Linked DNA regions of Homo sapiens: region 1 is linked to region 2. Evidence: chromatin contacts called from ENCODE Hi-C or POLR2A ChIA-PET data. All regions are on one chromosome and are shown on one strand. Each heading gives the region's core, a stretch centred on a gene start or an enhancer-like site at or near the end of the contact. The rest is flanking DNA. Distances are from core to core; before and after follow the strand shown. Region 1 overlaps MICAL3 (microtubule associated monooxygenase, calponin and LIM domain containing 3). Region 2 overlaps MICAL3 (microtubule associated monooxygenase, calponin and LIM domain containing 3).

What was found. A loop is a pair of places that touch in the nucleus more often than their neighbours do. ChIA-PET counts read pairs that join two places held with the same protein, here RNA polymerase II (POLR2A). Pooled maps may share reads with other maps.
Region 1: a pooled map shows a loop between it and region 2 (2.6-fold over the local background). The contact joins two enhancer-like sites. A Hi-C loop is called at or near these places in 8 of 168 maps with a recorded cell type or tissue (HepG2, heart left ventricle, heart right ventricle and 4 more) and 6 of 50 pooled maps. POLR2A ChIA-PET finds 5 or more read pairs at or near these places in 8 of 52 experiments (B cell, Caco-2, GM12878 and 5 more).

The regions. Positions count from the first base shown.
Region 1 is chr22:17,994,509-17,998,256 of GRCh38, reverse strand. All of the region lies in intron 1 of MICAL3 (microtubule associated monooxygenase, calponin and LIM domain containing 3), which reads left to right. Among named protein-coding and RNA genes, the nearest start is that of MIR648, 15 kb to the right of the region's middle. RefSeq lists enhancers at 1,617-1,816, 3,408-3,748. Within about 2 kb of position 1,621, at least 5 of the 41 ENCODE cell types and tissues checked have a DNase peak (open chromatin) inside an H3K27ac peak, as active enhancers do.
Region 2 is chr22:17,943,855-17,947,688 of GRCh38, reverse strand. The region is part of intron 1 of MICAL3 (microtubule associated monooxygenase, calponin and LIM domain containing 3); the gene reads left to right. Among named protein-coding and RNA genes, the nearest start is that of MIR648, 35 kb to the left of the region's middle. Within about 2 kb of position 2,333, at least 7 of the 41 ENCODE cell types and tissues checked have a DNase peak (open chromatin) inside an H3K27ac peak, as active enhancers do.

The DNA.
Region 1 (3,748 bases), core at 372-2,871, 51 kb before region 2:
CAGTCTTGGCTCATGCACTCTGCCTCCTGGGTTCGAGCGATTCTTCTGCCTCAGCCTCTCAAGTAGCTGGGACTACAGGCACCTGCCACCACGCCCTGCTAATTTTTTGTATTTTTTAGTAGAGACAGGGTTTCACCGTGTTGGTCAGGCTGGTCTCGAACTCCTGACCTCAGGTGATTCACCCTCCTTGGCCTTCCAAAGTGCTGAGATTACAGGCGTAAGCCACCACACCCGGCCCAGGTTTTCCTTCTTAAGTTTCACTTCACTGAGACCTTTAGGGGGAAAAAATCCACACATCTTTTTCTTTTTTCTTTTCTTTTTTTTTTTTGGAAGCGGAAGGACTTAAAGATACCAGATCATTGTGCTTTTCTGATGACTAGGTAGTGGATGATAGTTAACATTTATTGAGTGTTTATCTGCAGGAATCTGTGCTAGGTGCTGCATAGACATTACCTCATTTATTCCTCACAACAACATTCAAGGTAGAACTTATCATCCCCAGTTTTACGGATGACAAGGTTTTGTGAGGTCCTAGGTCAAGGGAGTGATAGTGAGTGACAAAGCCTTGACTGAAAGCAGGGCTGGGTTCAATCCTGGGCTTTCTGATTCCAGAGTGTGTGCTCCTCCTAACCCGTGTGCTAACGGGCCTTAGGGATGACTAATGGGCAGGCCTGAGAGCCCTGACGCCTGCTGCTGCCACCACCCCAGGTCTGATGGGAGGTGGGGTTGGACGGGCTTTATGTTCTATTGCAGTACAATTTTCACATTCTGGTCTTTTCCTTTGCTAGAAGCATTCATCTAGCCAGGTGGGGGGTCATTACTTTAGAAAAAATAATCAGAGCTGAGAAAACGTCTGCATTTGCAGAGAATGAAGTATTTAATAAGACCAGATGGGCCGGGCGCAGTGGCTCATGCCTGTAATACCAACACTTTGGGAGGTTGAGGTGGGCAGATTGCTTGAGCCCAGTAGTTTGAGAGCAGACTGGGCAACATAGCTAAACCCCATCTCTACAAAAAGTACAAAAATTAGCTGGGCGTGGTGGTGTGTACCTGTGGTCCCAGCTACTCTGGAGGCTGAGGTGGGAGGATTGCCTGCGCTCAGGAGGCCGAGGTTGCAGTGAGCTGAGATCACACCACTGCACTCCAGCACTCCAGCCTGGGTGACAGAGCAAGACTCTGTCTCAAAAAAAAAAAAAAAAAAAAAAAGACTAGATGGGGAGATGAGGGACAGAGAGAATCAAAGAGAATCAAAGTGGTTTGTGGACAGAGGAAATGAGTGATACTCTGACCCAGAGGCCATCTTTAGTGTCCAGGCCATTTTGCTTGAGCTGCTGGTGAAACTGTGAAACTGGAGGCATGGCACTTGGGCTAAAGTCTGTGCGGTGAATAAGGCCCTCAGTTTCTGCTTTAGGTGGCAGAGCTGAAAATCTGATTCCTTTTTGGTCTTTAGCTTCCGGTGTACTTCAATGCAGTACATTGTGGGCGTGGTGGGGATGTGGTTCAGAAATTTACCTAAACTCTGTGGACTTCCCCCTCTCTCCAGCCACGCACTCTGTCATCTTTGGTTCCAGTCTTTAGAATTCAGCTCGGATCCCCTGGGTGATGGGTGGTGTCAGACACTCAGGTGCTTGGATTGCCCCGGTGGAGAGAACAGCATCCTGCCCCCATGGGCTTCAGTTGTACGTGACTTGCTGTTTTCTTGGAGGTGGGCTTTAGTCATCTCTAGCTATAAAGACACAAAAAAACTGGGAAGAATGACCAGGAAACTGTCACCCCAAGCCTTGCAGTTGATTGCATTTTTTTTTTTTTTTCTGAGATGGAGTCTTGCTCTGTGGGCCAGGCTGGAGTGCAGTGGCACGACCTCGGCTCACTGCAAGCTCCGCCTCCCGGGTTCACACCATTCTCCTGCCTCAGCCTCCCGAGTAGCTGGGACTACAGGCACCTGCCACCATGCCCGGCTAATTTTCTGTATTTTTTTTTTAGTAGAGACAAGGTTTCACCGTGTTAGCCAGGATGGTCTCGATCTCCTGACCTTGTGATCCACTGGCCTCGGCCTCCCAAAGTGTTGGGATTACAGGTGTGAGCCACTGTGCCCAGCCTTTTTTTTTTTTTTTTTTTTTTTAAATTGAGACAGCATCTCACTCTGCCACCTAGGCTGGAGTGCAGTGGTGCGATCATGGTTCACTGCAACCTTGACTGCCTGAGTAGTTGAGACTACAGGCGTGCACCACCAAGCCTGGCTAATTTTTAAAATTTTTTGTAGAGATGGGGTTTTGCCACATTGTCCAGGCTGGTCTAGAGCTCCTGGGCTCGAACAATTTGCCTGCCTCAGCCTCTCAAAGTGCTGGGATTACAGGTGTGAGCCACCATGCCTGGCCCCATTGACTTTTTCTCATTGGTGAGTTCAACAGAGGAGAGATGATTGCCGCAGTTTTAAAAAAGAAAAGAGGCCAGGTGTGGTGGGTCATGCCTGTAATCCCAGCCCTTTGAGAGGCCGAGGTGGGCAGATCACCTGAGGTGAGGAGTTCCAGACCAGCCTGGCCAACATGGTGAAACTCTGTCTCTACAAAAAAAATACAAAAAATAGCCAGGTGTGGGTGTTGCACACTTGTATTCCCAGCTACTCAGGAGGATGAGGTAGGTGGATCATTTGAGCCTGGGAGGCCAAGGCTGCAGTGAGCGGAGATCGCACCACTGCATTCCAGCCTTGGTGATAGAGCAAGACCCTACTGTCCCAAAAAAAAAAAAAAAAAAAAAAAAAAAAATTAAAGAAAAGGCTGGGTGCAATGTCTCACGTCTGTAATCCCAGCACTTTGAGAGGCTGGGCCAAGGTAGGAGTATTGCTTGAGGCCAGGAGTTTGAGACCAGCCTGCGCAACATAGTGAGACCCTGTCTCTACAAAAATTTTAAAAATTAGCCGGGCATGGTGGTGTACACCTATAGTCGCAGCTGCTCAGAAGGCTGAGGTGGGAGGATCACTTGAGGCCAGGAGTTTGAGGCTGCAGTGAGCTATAATCACACCACTGCATTCCAGTCTGGGTGACAGAGTGAGACCCTGTCTCTTAAAAGAAAAAGGGAGGACAGAAATCAGATTAAAGAAGAGAGAAGAAGTGAGACTGTTGGCTTATACCTTGATGAAAGGTGGAAGCGGAAGGGCAAGAGCTTCTGCTAAGTAGTGAGGACCTTGGCAAGGACAACAGTATCTTTTTCGTGTTCTGTTAGGCCGTGTCTCTCTAGCGCCCAGCTCAGAGTGCATGTGTGTTATGTGTGAGGGAATCTAGTGAGGAGTCTTCCTGCATTAGGCACGTCTGCAGGTGTCTGTTGAATTGTATATCTGTTGAAGGATTCAGTCTGGTTAACTCTGGCAGGAGATTCGGTCTGGTTAACTCTGGCAGGAGAGGGATGGACAGCACAGCCTTGTGGTTAACTAGTGGCTTTTATTGACTTTTCCTGTGTAAAGGCGAAATAAACCTTAGTGGGTCCCAGGCTTCTCTTCTCTCCTGCCCATGCTTCTTTTTTTTTCTTTTTTTTTTTTGAGACAGAGTCTTACTCTGTGGCCCCGGCTGGAGTGGCCCCAGCTGGAGTGGCATGATCTCGGCTCACTGCAGCCTTGACCTCCTGGGCCAGGCCATCCCCCAACCTCAGCCTCCTGAGTAGCTGGGACTACAGGCCCACACCACCACACCCGACTAATTTTTAAATTTTGTGGAGAGACAAGCTCTCTCTGTGTTGCCCAGTCTGGTCTTGA
Region 2 (3,834 bases), core at 1,084-3,583:
TACTCGGGAGGCTGACGTGGGAGGATCACTTGAGCTCAGAAGTTGGAGGTTAACAGTGAGCTATGATGGCACCACTGCACTCCAGCCTGGACAACAGAGCAAATAAAAATAAGATAAAAATTTGATCTTGAGGGGATTGAGGCATCTTTTCTTTCATACTTTGATTTTACAATGATAGGTTGATGCAAAACCAGAATGAGCAGAATTCACTGTTCAGTTCATGTTGGTAATTCTATCTCAGTGGTGCGCACAGAACACGGTGAAGGTGAGAGAAAGCTGGACTGCAAATTGGAGTTTGGAGCAAGGCAGACACCGAGGTCTTTTCCTCTTTCCTTAAGGGATTTCCTTGTCCCAGTTACCTCTTCATGAAGGGAAAACATTGTCTCATTGGCAGTTTGGCCATGCTGGGGGGCCCACTGTCCTCTGGGTGTGTAGAGGCTGTCTTGGCGGGCACAGTCTTGCTGGCAGGGCCCAGGCTGCAAGATGAACGCGTGCAGCGGCTGTAGGCTGGCCTGGGAGAACGAAGTGGGGAGAGGGGGCCAATCCAGCCATGTGGCCTTGCAGCCCGGCTCTGATCTTAGATGGACAGCAGATATTTGATGTGCTGCGTTTCTCTTCTGAAGTCTCACTCCTCCTTTCTTTGTGATTTAAACAATTTCTTCCCTCCCACTTTTTGTCCAAATTCCTCAGTCCATACTCTTTGAAATCTGAAGTATGGAGAGGCGATAGCAGGGCCCTCCCCACCCATCTTCCGGCTTGGAAGGGGTATCATGTGGTTCAGCTGGGCCCTTTGCTGGAGAGCAGAGGGAGGGGTGTTCCCCAGGGAAGAGGGCAGGAAAGACCAGAGGTTAAAAATAGGCAGCTTGTAGGAACTTGCCCACCACTCCCTCAGGTCCTCCTGTGATGTGCACACTTGGAGTAGAATGGCTTTGGAGCAGAGAAGGGGAAAATAGATCAGCCCTCACTTAAACATCACATTAGCCATTGGCTTTTCCTCTATCTTCCACATAAGAGGAACTTTCCCCAATCACCTGGTGGTTTTGGATTTGTGTCCCCTGGTACTTTGGGGATGTGTCCACATGTGTGTGCAGTGCCTCTGTCTGCATGTGTGTGGCGCTAAGATGACTCAGTGTCGCATGTGCTGAGACATTCCGGGGCTGCAGGTGGGTGTTCTCACAGAGGCTCGCCTGAGGGATCTTTTGCACATACAAAGATGTGTCCCATTTATAAGTTAGTTCCCTACACTAAATGAAAGAACTCTCCGGGGCCGTGTGTGTGCAGTGAATACACATGTGGGTCGTTGTTTCACACAGGCGGTGTCCTGGTTGCAGGCAGAGTGTGAGAATGCAAGCTGTGCTGGCTGCTCTGATATGGTCCACAAGGTATGAGGCAGCTTTTGTTCTCTTTTTGTTCTTTTCGGAAGTAGGGGTGCCTGCCCACCCCCGAAGCCAGGGAAAGTGCAGTCTTCTCTGGCCTCCTGGTCAGGTAGAGCTGCTCCGGTTAAAACTGTCAAGAGCATCCTGTCTCTGTTCCCTGAGACAGCCACAGGGGACTCCCAGGAATACCCAGCCAAGGACTTGAGATGCTGCCTGCTTTGTCATCTGTACCTGCTTGCCACACTCTCCTCCACTTAATACCCTGTTGTTACTAGCGAGGATTTCCGGTCCTGACTTTCAATCTGGATTTTGAATAACTTGATAAGGTGATTGCTTTCGGATCCCTCTGGGCCTGTGTCTGCCCCTCCCTGTAAGCTGAGAGAGCAGCTGGGCCCTTCAGTTTCTATGGCCCTTCCGCCACCGAGTGAACATGCTCCTGTGGGGCTTGGCCTGTGTGACCCACCTCATCCCTTTTGTCTCAGTCTTCCTGCTAAATACAGCCTCTTCTCTCCCTCATCCCTTCTTTCTCTGCTCTCTGGGCAGAAGAGAAGCTTTGGCTGTAGTCTTTGATGTGGGAGGCTAGACTGGAAGGCATTCTGGGTGGGGGAGGGAGGTGCCTGGTGGAATTGGGGCGTATGGGGGCTGTGTGGAGAGGGGCCCGCTGCCTTTACTGAGCCCCTCCCCTCCCTGGGCAGTAGGGCGCGTGTTACCCCTTGCTCTCCACATCTCAGGGAGAAGAACCCAGGTCCTCATGTGAATCCTGCTGTTTTACTTGGGGACACCCGGGAATGTGAATGGGTGAAGGTCTTCCTGGCTGGTGCCTTTGTTTCGGGTTGTTTTTCTTTGAGGTGCCTCTCCTACTCCCACAGGGCCTGTGCAGGGGTGCTCAGAGCCCACAGCGGATGTTGGCAGCGCGTGTGCAGGGAGCTGGCCAAGGACCCTGCTTTCTCTCTGGGCCAGCGCCCAAGGTGCCCTATTAATTTAGATTTTCATGTGCATTAGTGGACGAGGGTGAAGGAGACGCAGGCCCTCGGCTGGCAGTCGTTTTACACCACCACCGGCTAGGCTGAAATGGGGAAAGAAATATGGGGATTGGGGGCTTCCTTATGGAGAAAGGTAAAGGCTGAAATGGTGTGTGAGAGAGGACTTGAGGCTTTTTTCCTGGGGGTCAGGGAGAGTTGGAGTTGACAGCACTCAGCCCTAATAGGTATAGACTGAGTCCAGCCTGAGGTATTAGACCCTATATTTATTGGCTTGATCTTAATTTTACACCTGGTCATACTGTTGAAAAAAAAAAAAAAAAAGGTCCCCCAGTGCCTGAGTGCGAACTTCATATTTAGTGGCATTTGATAGTATATTTATTATTTCTAGTAAGTTTGATGATCTCAGAGGTGTGCAGTGATGTTCCTGGAAGTGAATAGTACAGCGGTCCCCAGGAACTGTGGGGAGAACCCTGCTCCGCCTCAGCCTCTTCTCCCATCTGCTGCCGTGGCCTGCTCCACCCTCAGATAGCTGTTGGAGGACCCAGCAGCCTGTGCTTCTCTTAACATGTCCAGTTGTACCCTATTTTCAGTTAAAAATGCGGTTTCTCCCACCTGCTTTCCCCTGGAGCGGCACGTGAAAGGGTGTAGTGCCCTTCTCTTGACACCTGCCTGTCCCCACAGTCCTATCGTCAGTGGGTGCGTGTGCTCACTGCTGCCTGGCACTGCTGGGTTCTCAGGAGGCCTGCACACCGAAACTTTGCATGGAATGTTGCCCTTGTGCCATTAGCAAAGCGGAGGCTGGGTCGGCTCTGCTCTCCCTGCCTCCGACTTCATTGTTCGGGACTTAATGTAATAATATGCTTGAACAGGCGGGAGATCACATTAGCTTGGCTCTGCAGTTGTAAACAATATTTGCTCTGTGAGCATTCTCCTTCACCCCCTGCTCTCCTGGAACCCTGCGCCCTCTCCTACTGCCACCCCCTCTCTCCTTGCATATTCTAACCTTGGCTAAACAGCTTCATTCATGAGATGGCCAGTGTTTTCTGGGAGGAAAGTGGCTGAAAATAATGAAGTCCCGAGAACCTCTAGCTATGACGCACAAGTAAACACTGGTTAGTTAGTTTCTGGATAGAGGTTTTAACTGATGTCCATGTCAACCAAAGTCTTTTTCTCTCTCTCCACTGGAGTGGAACCCTGTTTGAAAACACACACACACATGCACTCAGGTACCAAAAACAGCTTTCCTAAGGCCCTGACTCTGTCCTTGGCGGGGAGCACTGGGCAGATGGGACAGAGGCTTCCACTGTCAGTGTTGGCAGGGGTGGGAGGTGGAGAGGGGCAGGAGTGCAGGTGCATCCCTGGGGTGCCTGTTTTTTTCCATAGAAAGGTTTTTGTCCTCTGCTTCTCACTCTCTTCTATAGTTTGATGTAGAAAAAGGTAAAAGAAAAACTCCATCTCTCACCTGCACTGCCTTT